2 separate regions of the Homo sapiens genome follow, and region 2 is linked to region 1. A link is a contact called in ENCODE POLR2A ChIA-PET data. All regions are on one chromosome and are shown on one strand. Each heading gives the region's core, a stretch centred on a gene start or an enhancer-like site at or near the end of the contact. The rest is flanking DNA. Distances are from core to core; before and after follow the strand shown.

Region 1 (4,181 bases), core at 591-3,090:
CTTTGTTTGTACTATTTGCTTAGCTTTTCCCCGCAAGCAGAAAAAAAAAAAAAAAAAAAGAGAGAACACGACCCTAGGCTCCTTTCAAATTATAATAAAATCTAGACGGAAATGGTCCAAATGAATGAGGTTTTCCTGGGATGTTTGTATACACTGCAGTCTCTCCATTCTTTCCAAAGCCGAGTACAAGTGCATTAAGTGCTTACATGGACCAGGACGCTATTCTGCTCATTACTGAGCATTAATTTACAGCTCTGGGACATGGACAAGTTACTTCGCCTCTGTGCCTCGGTCTCTTCATCTGCAATGTAGGGACCAAAGTGATAGAACTGACCTCATAGGGTTGTTGTATCAAATGAGGTAATAATGGTAGTGGCTTTGGCACAGCGTTTGGCATACAGTAGGCCTCAATGCTAGTTGCATTGCTGTTATTATGTGTTTCTTATTTGGAATTACTTTTATCCTCATCTCACATTTTTAACACATAATTCAAGATTAAATGCATGGTCTTAAAAATGCACTAAAAAAGCATCAATTCCAAAGAAAAAGGGCCATGTCTGTCATGTTAATTGATGTTTTGCAAGGCTGCCTGGTAATGGTACAGACTTCTAGTTTAGGACTCAGATTTGATTTTACTTCCCAGCTGGTCTCACATTAACTGGGTATTCTACTCTGTAAAATGGGGATAACACCTACCTCATAAGGTTGTGTTGAAGCCACAAGTTCATGCCCGTGCAGCTTTGCAAGGCTTAATACGTGCTGGCTAGCGCTGTTATTATCCGTCTCTCTTCACCTGGCACGCTCGGGGTACTCAGGAAATACTTGCCAAAAGTAATTAAAACAAACATTGCAGCCGGGTGTGGTGGGTCGCACCTGTAATCCCAGCACTATTCGAGGACAAGGCGGGCGGGTCACTTGAGGTCAGGAGTTCGAGACCAGCCTGGCCAACATGGTGAAACATTGTCTCTATTAAAAATACAAAAAAAAAAAAAAAATTAGCTGAGCGTGGTGGTATGCACCTGTAATACCAGCTACTGGAGAGGCTGGGACAAGAGAATGGATTGAACCAGGGAGGCGGAGGTTGCAGTGAGCCAAGATCGAGACACGGCACTGCAGCCTGAGTGACAAATCAAGACTCTGTCTCAAACAACAACAAATAAACAAAATAAAAAAATATATATATTGCTTCACTGATAGTGGACGGGCCATTGACTCTTAAGAGGTTCGTGAGACCCTGATCTATGGCAAGAAAGGTAAGAAAAAACGCAACCCAACCCAACCCAAACCAAACCAAATCACAGAGGCTTGAAAAGTCAGCTCTCCCAGTGACAGGCTATCCTAGGGCTCTTCTCTGGGCTTTAGTTTTCTCTGGCTTGTTTCTAACACCCTCAGGCGAGTGTGCTTTGAAAACCTGACAATCAGGTACAATATGGAAGGTGGGCCACCGGGTGCCTTCAGGGCAGAATCCAGGACCTGTAGTGGGTGGCCTAGTGTCCTGGGGCCTGCACCCTAGAGCCAGTGGCTTCCTGAGTGGGCCGTGCCCCGGGTCACTTCCCGGGGGCGGGTTAGCCTCACTGAGGCGGCCGGGATGCTCTTGGTCTCCTAGACAACAGTGTGTGACCGAGGAGATGCAGTAAACGAGAGGTGTCATCCTGCGAAACCAACCCACCCCCCCCCGCCCCCTCACAGCCGGGCCCCGGCCGCAGGAAGTGGAATTCTTCTGGGAAAGAGACTGACGTCGCCGGTGGCCGTGGTCCCTGCCCCTGCCCTGGCAGGCGCTGATGCAAGCGCCGGCTCGCGCCTGCAGGCAGGCGGTCCCCGGGGAGCTGGCGCCGCGCTCTCTCCGTCTTGCTCCCTTCCGGCCACCCCCGCCCGGCCTTCCCTGTGAGAAGTCAACGGCTCCTGGGTGGTTTCCCACCGAAAGGCCCAGCGCGGGGTGTGGGGGGAGGGGCTGAAGTGTCTTTGCCCAAACCCGTTCTTCTTTCTCCCCAGCTCCTCCCAGACTGGGTTTGGGAGAATCCCAGCATCTCAACCTGGCCACGTGTCTGGGTCTATATGAAGGGCTCTCGGTGCCTCCAGCCCCCTCCCTGGGACAGCCTGGGTGGCCTGAGATACCTGGTGCCAGCGCTGCCAAGGAAACCGTCTGGACCACTAGGGAACCTTGGGTCTGGATGGGGAGGCGGTGAAGAGCCTCTGGGGTGGAAGTGGTCCAGCCAAGGCTGGTCTCCATCGCCTTCTGCTGGCAAAAGGAAGAGTTGCTCTGAAATCCCTCCTGGAACCTCCCAGAGGCTTGGGAGGGGTGGGGGCGGGGCGCGGCCTGGAATGTTAGAGGCCGCCCTTTTCTTTTTTTTTCTGAGACGGAGTCTCGCCCTGTCGCCCAGGCTGGAGTGCGGTGGCGCGATCTCGGCTCACTGCAACCTCCGCCTCCCGGGTTCCCGCCATTCTCCCGCCTCAGCCTCCCGAGTAGCTGGGACTACAGGCGCCCAACACCACGCCCTGCTAATTTTTTTTTTTTTTTGTATTTTTAATAGAGACGGGGTTTCACCATGTTAGCGAGGATGGTCTTGATCTCCTGACCTCATGATCCGCCAGCCCCGGCCTCCCAAAGTGTTGGGACTGCAGGCGTGAGCCACCGCGCCCGGCCAGAGGCCACTCTTTTCATAAAGCAGACCGGGAAACTGAGGTTCAGAGAGGGCAGGGTACCTGTCCATAGTCCCTCAGCTATTCTAAGACCAAGTCACGACCGGAATTCGCACTGAAGCTCACCGTACAATTTCCATGCTTTTGTTTTGTTTTGTTTTTGAGATGGAGTTTCGCTCTTGTTGCCCAGTCTGGAGTGCGGTGGCCCAATCTCAGCTCACTGCAACCTCCGCTTCCAGGGTTCAAGCGATTCTCCTGCCTCAGCCTCCCGAGTAGCTGGGGCTTCAGAAGTGGGCCACCATGCCCGGCTAATTTTTGTATTTTTAGTAGAGACAGGGTTTCACCATGTTGGCCAGACTGGCCTTGAGCTGACCTCAAGCGATCCGCCCGCCTTGGCCTCCCAAAGTACTGGGATTACAGGTGTGAACCACCGCACCCAGCAACAACCTCCATGCTTTTTAAAGCCGGAAGTCTTCACATAGTTGACGACTCCTCTCTGAGGCCTTGCGCTCCTGTGAGCCCTTTCTCCATCACTGCATCCCAGCAGCAGTTCCAAGTGTGGTTCCAGACCCCAAGTCTTTCAGGGAGTATGTGAAGTCAAAACTAGTTTCCTAACAATACTAAGAGGATATTTGCCTTTTTCACTCTTTCTCTTCCATGTGCACGGTGGAGTTTTCCAGAGACCACACGACATGCAACGCTACAATAGACGGACTGCAGAAGCAGCTCTGAGAAGCCAGCTGTCTTCTATTAAGGAAGACACTAAAGAGATTTGCAAAAATTGAAACCATGCATTCTACTCACTCATCTTTTATTGTTGTTCGTTTTAGAAAATACAGCTATTTTCATAAAACATATATAAATATATAATGGGTTTATTATTTTTAAATGAACTACAAATAATTTAAAAATGGAATACAAATAATTTTAAAATAATTATTAAAAAATAATTACAAAATAATTTTTAAATAATTGAACTACAAATAATTAAAATTTTTGTTTGTTTTCTGAGACAGAGTCTTGCTCTGTCACCCAGGCTTGAGTGCAGTGGCGCGATCTCGGCTCACTGCAACCTCCACCTCCCGGGTTCAAGCAATTCTCCTGCCTCAGCCTCCCAAGTAGCTGGGACTACAGGCATGCAGTACCACATCGGGCTAATTTTCGTATTTTTAGTAGACATGGGGTTTCACCATGTTGGCCAGGCTGGTCTCAAATTCCTGACCTCAAGTGATCTGCCCGCCTTGGCCCCTGCAAAGTGCTGGGATTATACGTGTGAGCCACCACGCCTCGCCTAAAAATAGTTTTGTTTTTTTTTTTTAAAGAATGTAAATGGTCCTGAGACCACAAAATTTCAGAGCAGCTGTTCTATGTAAAGTGCCTCCTCACAATCACTGCAATATCACCTTCTTGTATTTTATTTTATTTTTTTTAGACGGAGTCTCACTCTGTTGCCCAGGCTGGAGTGCAGTGACATGATCTTGGCTCACTGCAACCTCCGCCTCCTAGGTTCCAGCAATTCTCCTGTCTCAGCCTTCCGAGTA
Region 2 (4,356 bases), core at 355-2,854, 460 kb before region 1:
GTTCTGTGAGCAGCCTCACTTGACAGTTGAGGGAACTGAGGCTTAGTTCCAGAAAGAACCTTCAGCTCATCACCGCAGCCCTAGTTTCAGCATGATTTTTCTTACTGCTAGAGTTGATAGAATAGTCACAGCCACTAGCACTGGAGCCTGCCCTAGCCACTAATAGCACCTCCACGTAAAAGGTTTCTCATTGTGAGGTTAGTTTCTTATCTTCCTAATTCTACCACCTGGTCCATTCAATGCCTCCCTTGTTCTTTATCCCTGAGTTTATGTAATACGCAGCAGTACTGAGAAGATTAATTAGTTAATACTTGTGAAGCACTTTGAGGATGAAAAGCTCATGAACACTTAAAGTTAAATTAAATTTTGCCTCCTAGTGCCAAGAAATAAACAGTCTTTCTCCTTCCTGGTTGGGGTCAGCATCTCCCCTTGGCCCGCAGGAGAGTGTGTTCCCACAGAGAGCAGGCTGTATTGATTGTCTCCCCAAGACGAAGGTCGGAATGGCTACTAATTCTCTTTTGAACTAGATTGGATTCTGCAAACAATTGAACAGCTGACTCTATGCTAAGTGGAAATGTGATTGATATTGAAACAGAATTAAAATTTCAACTTCTAGGGAATTAAATTGAGTGCAACTTCAGAAATTTGGAGATGAATGTCCAAGTGGTTTGAAAAGCGATTTTCATGTTCCACTAAGTATATTAATATCAAAAGTGATATTGATGTTTGAGAACATTGGGCTGCAGTTGTTTCCTTGTCCTTTTCATTTATTGCCATTTTGACCTAAGGTTTGTGCCAGGAAGTTCAGCTTCACTCCTAGTGAATCTGAGTGGCGTAATGCTGGCCCCGTCTTGCTCATTGATTTTCCTGGTAGCCAAATCCCTGTACAACGAACTGTAACATATCCTCAAATGAACTGCATAAAAGTATGTTGGAGATGGAGAGGAGATCTATAAATTCAGAGGACAAATAAATCAAAAAGTGAATGACTTGTAAGAATTCATAAGCCAAATTCAGAGCCAATTTGGAAACTGAACCTCAGATTTTTCCAGGGCTGTATTCATTCCTTCCCCTGTTGGATAGATCTTCTAAGAGCCACCCTCAACTCGTGAGTCTGATAATTGCTTTTCAGATGGACAGTTACCTTAATGAACTCTGACTTTATGTATGAGTAGTAGTTTGTTGCACAGGAGTTGTTTTCCCAGAAGGTATTGACCTTTATTCCAGTCTCTACTATGAGCAAACCTCTATCTGTTGAATCAGCTCCTGGAACCTCAGCTCTGAATAAATAAAGAGCTTAAAGGTAAGGAATAGGTGGGTCAGTTCAGCCAAGTAAGGCCAGATAGAATTAGAGTTGAGAGCCAGGTCAGAGTTGAGAGTGGGGAGAAATAGCCAGGACTATTTGGCCCAGGAAGCCTGAATGGGGACACATGCACACACACACACACACACACACACACACACACACACACTGAAACACTCTGCAAAAATTGAGGTGTTTCCCAGGTTCCTAACCTCCTGAATGCAATGCAGATTCTTTCCTCCACCTTCCCTTCATTGTTCCCATACAACTCTGGCCTGTAATCAGCCCAACCTGGGCCTGGGCCTTGGCCACTACTAGATATTCTGTTGGCACCAAGAGTAGTCAGGACCAGTTTTCCCTCTCTTAATTTCCTCCTCAGGAGAGTTGAGTGTTTATCATATTCTCTTCTTTTCCTCTCTCTTTCTCTGTTCAGCTTAGGCAATCTTCCATTCTGCAGTCTTTCTCCTAGCTGTGTATCTTGAGAGGTAATGCAATGTAGGTTAAGACTGCCTGAGTTGAATCCTGGCAGTGCCACTTATGACTTGAATGACCTCAAGAAAGACATTTAATCTCTTTACCTCAGTTTCCCCATCTGTAAAATGGGGATAATAATACCTATTTCAGTGGAATGTTGTGAGAGTTAAACAAGTTGATATGTGGAAAGCTCGTAGGGTGTGGTCTGTAATGTGTTCAATTAGCATTAATTGAAGAGAAGTGGAGTCTCCCCTTCAATTCTTACCTGAGTAACACTGGACAATTTCATACTTTGTTGTCACTATTTTTCTTTAGCTCTTACTCTTTTTTATCCATTCCTGTAGCACTAGTGATCAGGATAAAAGACGTGATTGCTAATAGAGTAATACCTTGTTGAATTTGTGTAATGTTCCAGGTTGGAGGGGGGATGATAAAGCCTAAGAAGACCAAGTCCTTTTTTCTTGCAACTTTAAATTGTTGTAGGAAAGGAGACATGTTGATAATGGTTTGCAGTATAACATGGAACATGCTAGACTCCAAGTCGAAACTGAGATTAGAGATAGGCGAATGAAGATGACAGTCAACCACGTGCGGTGGGCTTGGGGGCTGAGGTGGGTCATGGAGGGCTTTATAGGGGAGGTGACGCTTGAGCTAGTTTTTTTTGGTTTCTTTTTTGAGACGGGGTCTTACTCTGCCACCCAGGCTGGAGTGCATGCTGCCATCTTGGCTCACTGCAACCTCCTCCTGGGCTCAAGTGATCCTCCCACCTCAGCCTCACGAGTAGCTGGGACTACAGGCATGCGTCACCACACCCAGCTAATTTTTTTGTACTTTTAGTAGAGATGGGATTTCACCATGTTGTCCAGGCTAGTCGTGAATTCCTGAGCTCAAGCGATCCACCTGCCCTGGACTTCCACAGTGTGGGGGTTACAGGTGTGAGCCACCGTGCCCCACCTTGAGCTAGTTCTTAAAGGTGTGAGAGGTTCAATGATAGACACTATCAACACTCCCAGTAAGTCACGTAATTAAGGTGAGAGTGCTGCTCAGTAGATTATTTATCAGGTATGTGGTCACTGATTTGAAATCTATGCCAAAGTCGGTGCAGTGAGGTGGGGATGGGAGAGCCTGAAGGCGCAGACCTGAGAAGAGAAGGAGATTAAGAGTCTGTGATTTTTACATAGTTGGGCCCTGGAGGCCAGGGTCATTACATAGAGTTTGTGTTAAAACTTTCTGGTAGCTAGTGATGTTGTTGTGGAGAACCTCAGAAGACAAAATTAAAAACTTTGATGGGAACTGAGACAAAGTAAAAACTAGGCATACTCTACTGCTGAGATCCTTACTGTCTTTTAGGACTGCATGCTTTCATCTTTTTCTATTTTAACTTCTCTTTTATTCTTCTCCCCTTTGCTCACTCCACAGAGCTTTGCTGAACACCTATTATGTGCCAGATGCAGGGGATCCCAAGTTGGGTTAAGGCATTATTTCTTCCCTGGAGCTAACCTCACCCAAAAGGGGAAGATAGTTGTGTGAAGAACTAATTGACAGTGTGAAGTGTGGCTGGTAATATAGGGAGCTGTGTGGGAGGAGGAGGTGTGTCTGGGCTAAGAAGGCAGGGATGGCTTCAAGATCTTGAAAGTCTTGCCACATGGATAGATAGTGACCAGGTAGACAGAGGCACTCCAGCAAAGGTAACGCAGCCTGCAAAATCAAGGAGATATGGAAGTCCATAGTTTGAGTAAGGAATGAGCCATGTTGTGTGGCTGGAATAGAGGGAGCCAGGTGTCAGGCGGATATGGTTCCAGATGAGGCTGAAAATGTTGATGAGGGCTCTATGAGTGTATTAGGCTTTTCTTGCATTGCTATAAAGAAATACCACTGAGACTGGGCAATTTATAAAGAAAAGAGGTTTAATTGGCTCACAGTTCTGCAGTCTGTATAAGCATGGTGCTGGCTTGTGCTTAGCTTTTGGGGAGGCCTCAGGGAACTTTTAGCCATGGTGGAAGGTATGTCACATGGCAAAAGCAGGAGCAAGAGAAGAATGGGGAGGGGTCACACGCTCTTAAACGACCAGATCTCTAGAGAACTCACTCCATCCATCACCTCCCACCAGGCCCCACCCCTCACACTGAGGATCACATTTCAGCATGAGATTTGGGTGGAGACAAATATCCAAACTCTATGAATGGGGCAGGTTCTTTGATGCTCTCTTCAAGGCGCATGGACTTTTATCTTGTAGAATCCAGGGGGATCCCATGAAAGTTTTTTAAGCTGGAAAGTGACATCATTAAATTTGCCTTATTTTTATTTTAAAGAAAGTTAATTTTGGTGACAGTGTGGAAGATGTGTTTCCTTATATTTGGCCATATAAAATATAAAATTTGATTTTTAAAACATTTTAAAACAGTTTCTAGTATTCTAACAGTATAACAGTATGTTTAGATTTATAAACAAAGGACATTTTATGTTTTTATAAGTCAACTCATTTTTATGACTACGTTTTCAATGGAAAAATGAATATTGAGCGTCAACAAACAAAACATTGTGTGACAAGCTTGTGCATTGCTGATTCTCTGTGTTGG

The links. ChIA-PET counts read pairs that join two places held with the same protein, here RNA polymerase II (POLR2A).
Region 2: POLR2A ChIA-PET joins it to region 1 with 13 read pairs in PC-3. The contact joins two enhancer-like sites. POLR2A ChIA-PET finds 5 or more read pairs at or near these places in 2 of 52 experiments (PC-3 and naive thymus-derived CD4-positive, alpha-beta T cell).

What each region holds. Positions count from the first base shown.
Region 1 is chr3:5,024,816-5,028,996 of GRCh38, forward strand. No RefSeq gene overlaps it. Among named protein-coding and RNA genes, the nearest start is that of BHLHE40-AS1, 47 kb to the left of the region's middle. Within about 2 kb of position 1,841, at least 35 of the 41 ENCODE cell types and tissues checked have a DNase peak (open chromatin) inside an H3K27ac peak, as active enhancers do; they include PC-3, where a contact is called at or near this core.
Region 2 is chr3:4,565,172-4,569,527 of GRCh38, forward strand. All of the region lies in intron 4 of ITPR1 (inositol 1,4,5-trisphosphate receptor type 1), which reads left to right. Among named protein-coding and RNA genes, the nearest start is that of ITPR1, 74 kb to the left of the region's middle. Within about 2 kb of position 1,605, at least 6 of the 41 ENCODE cell types and tissues checked have a DNase peak (open chromatin) inside an H3K27ac peak, as active enhancers do; they include PC-3, where a contact is called at or near this core.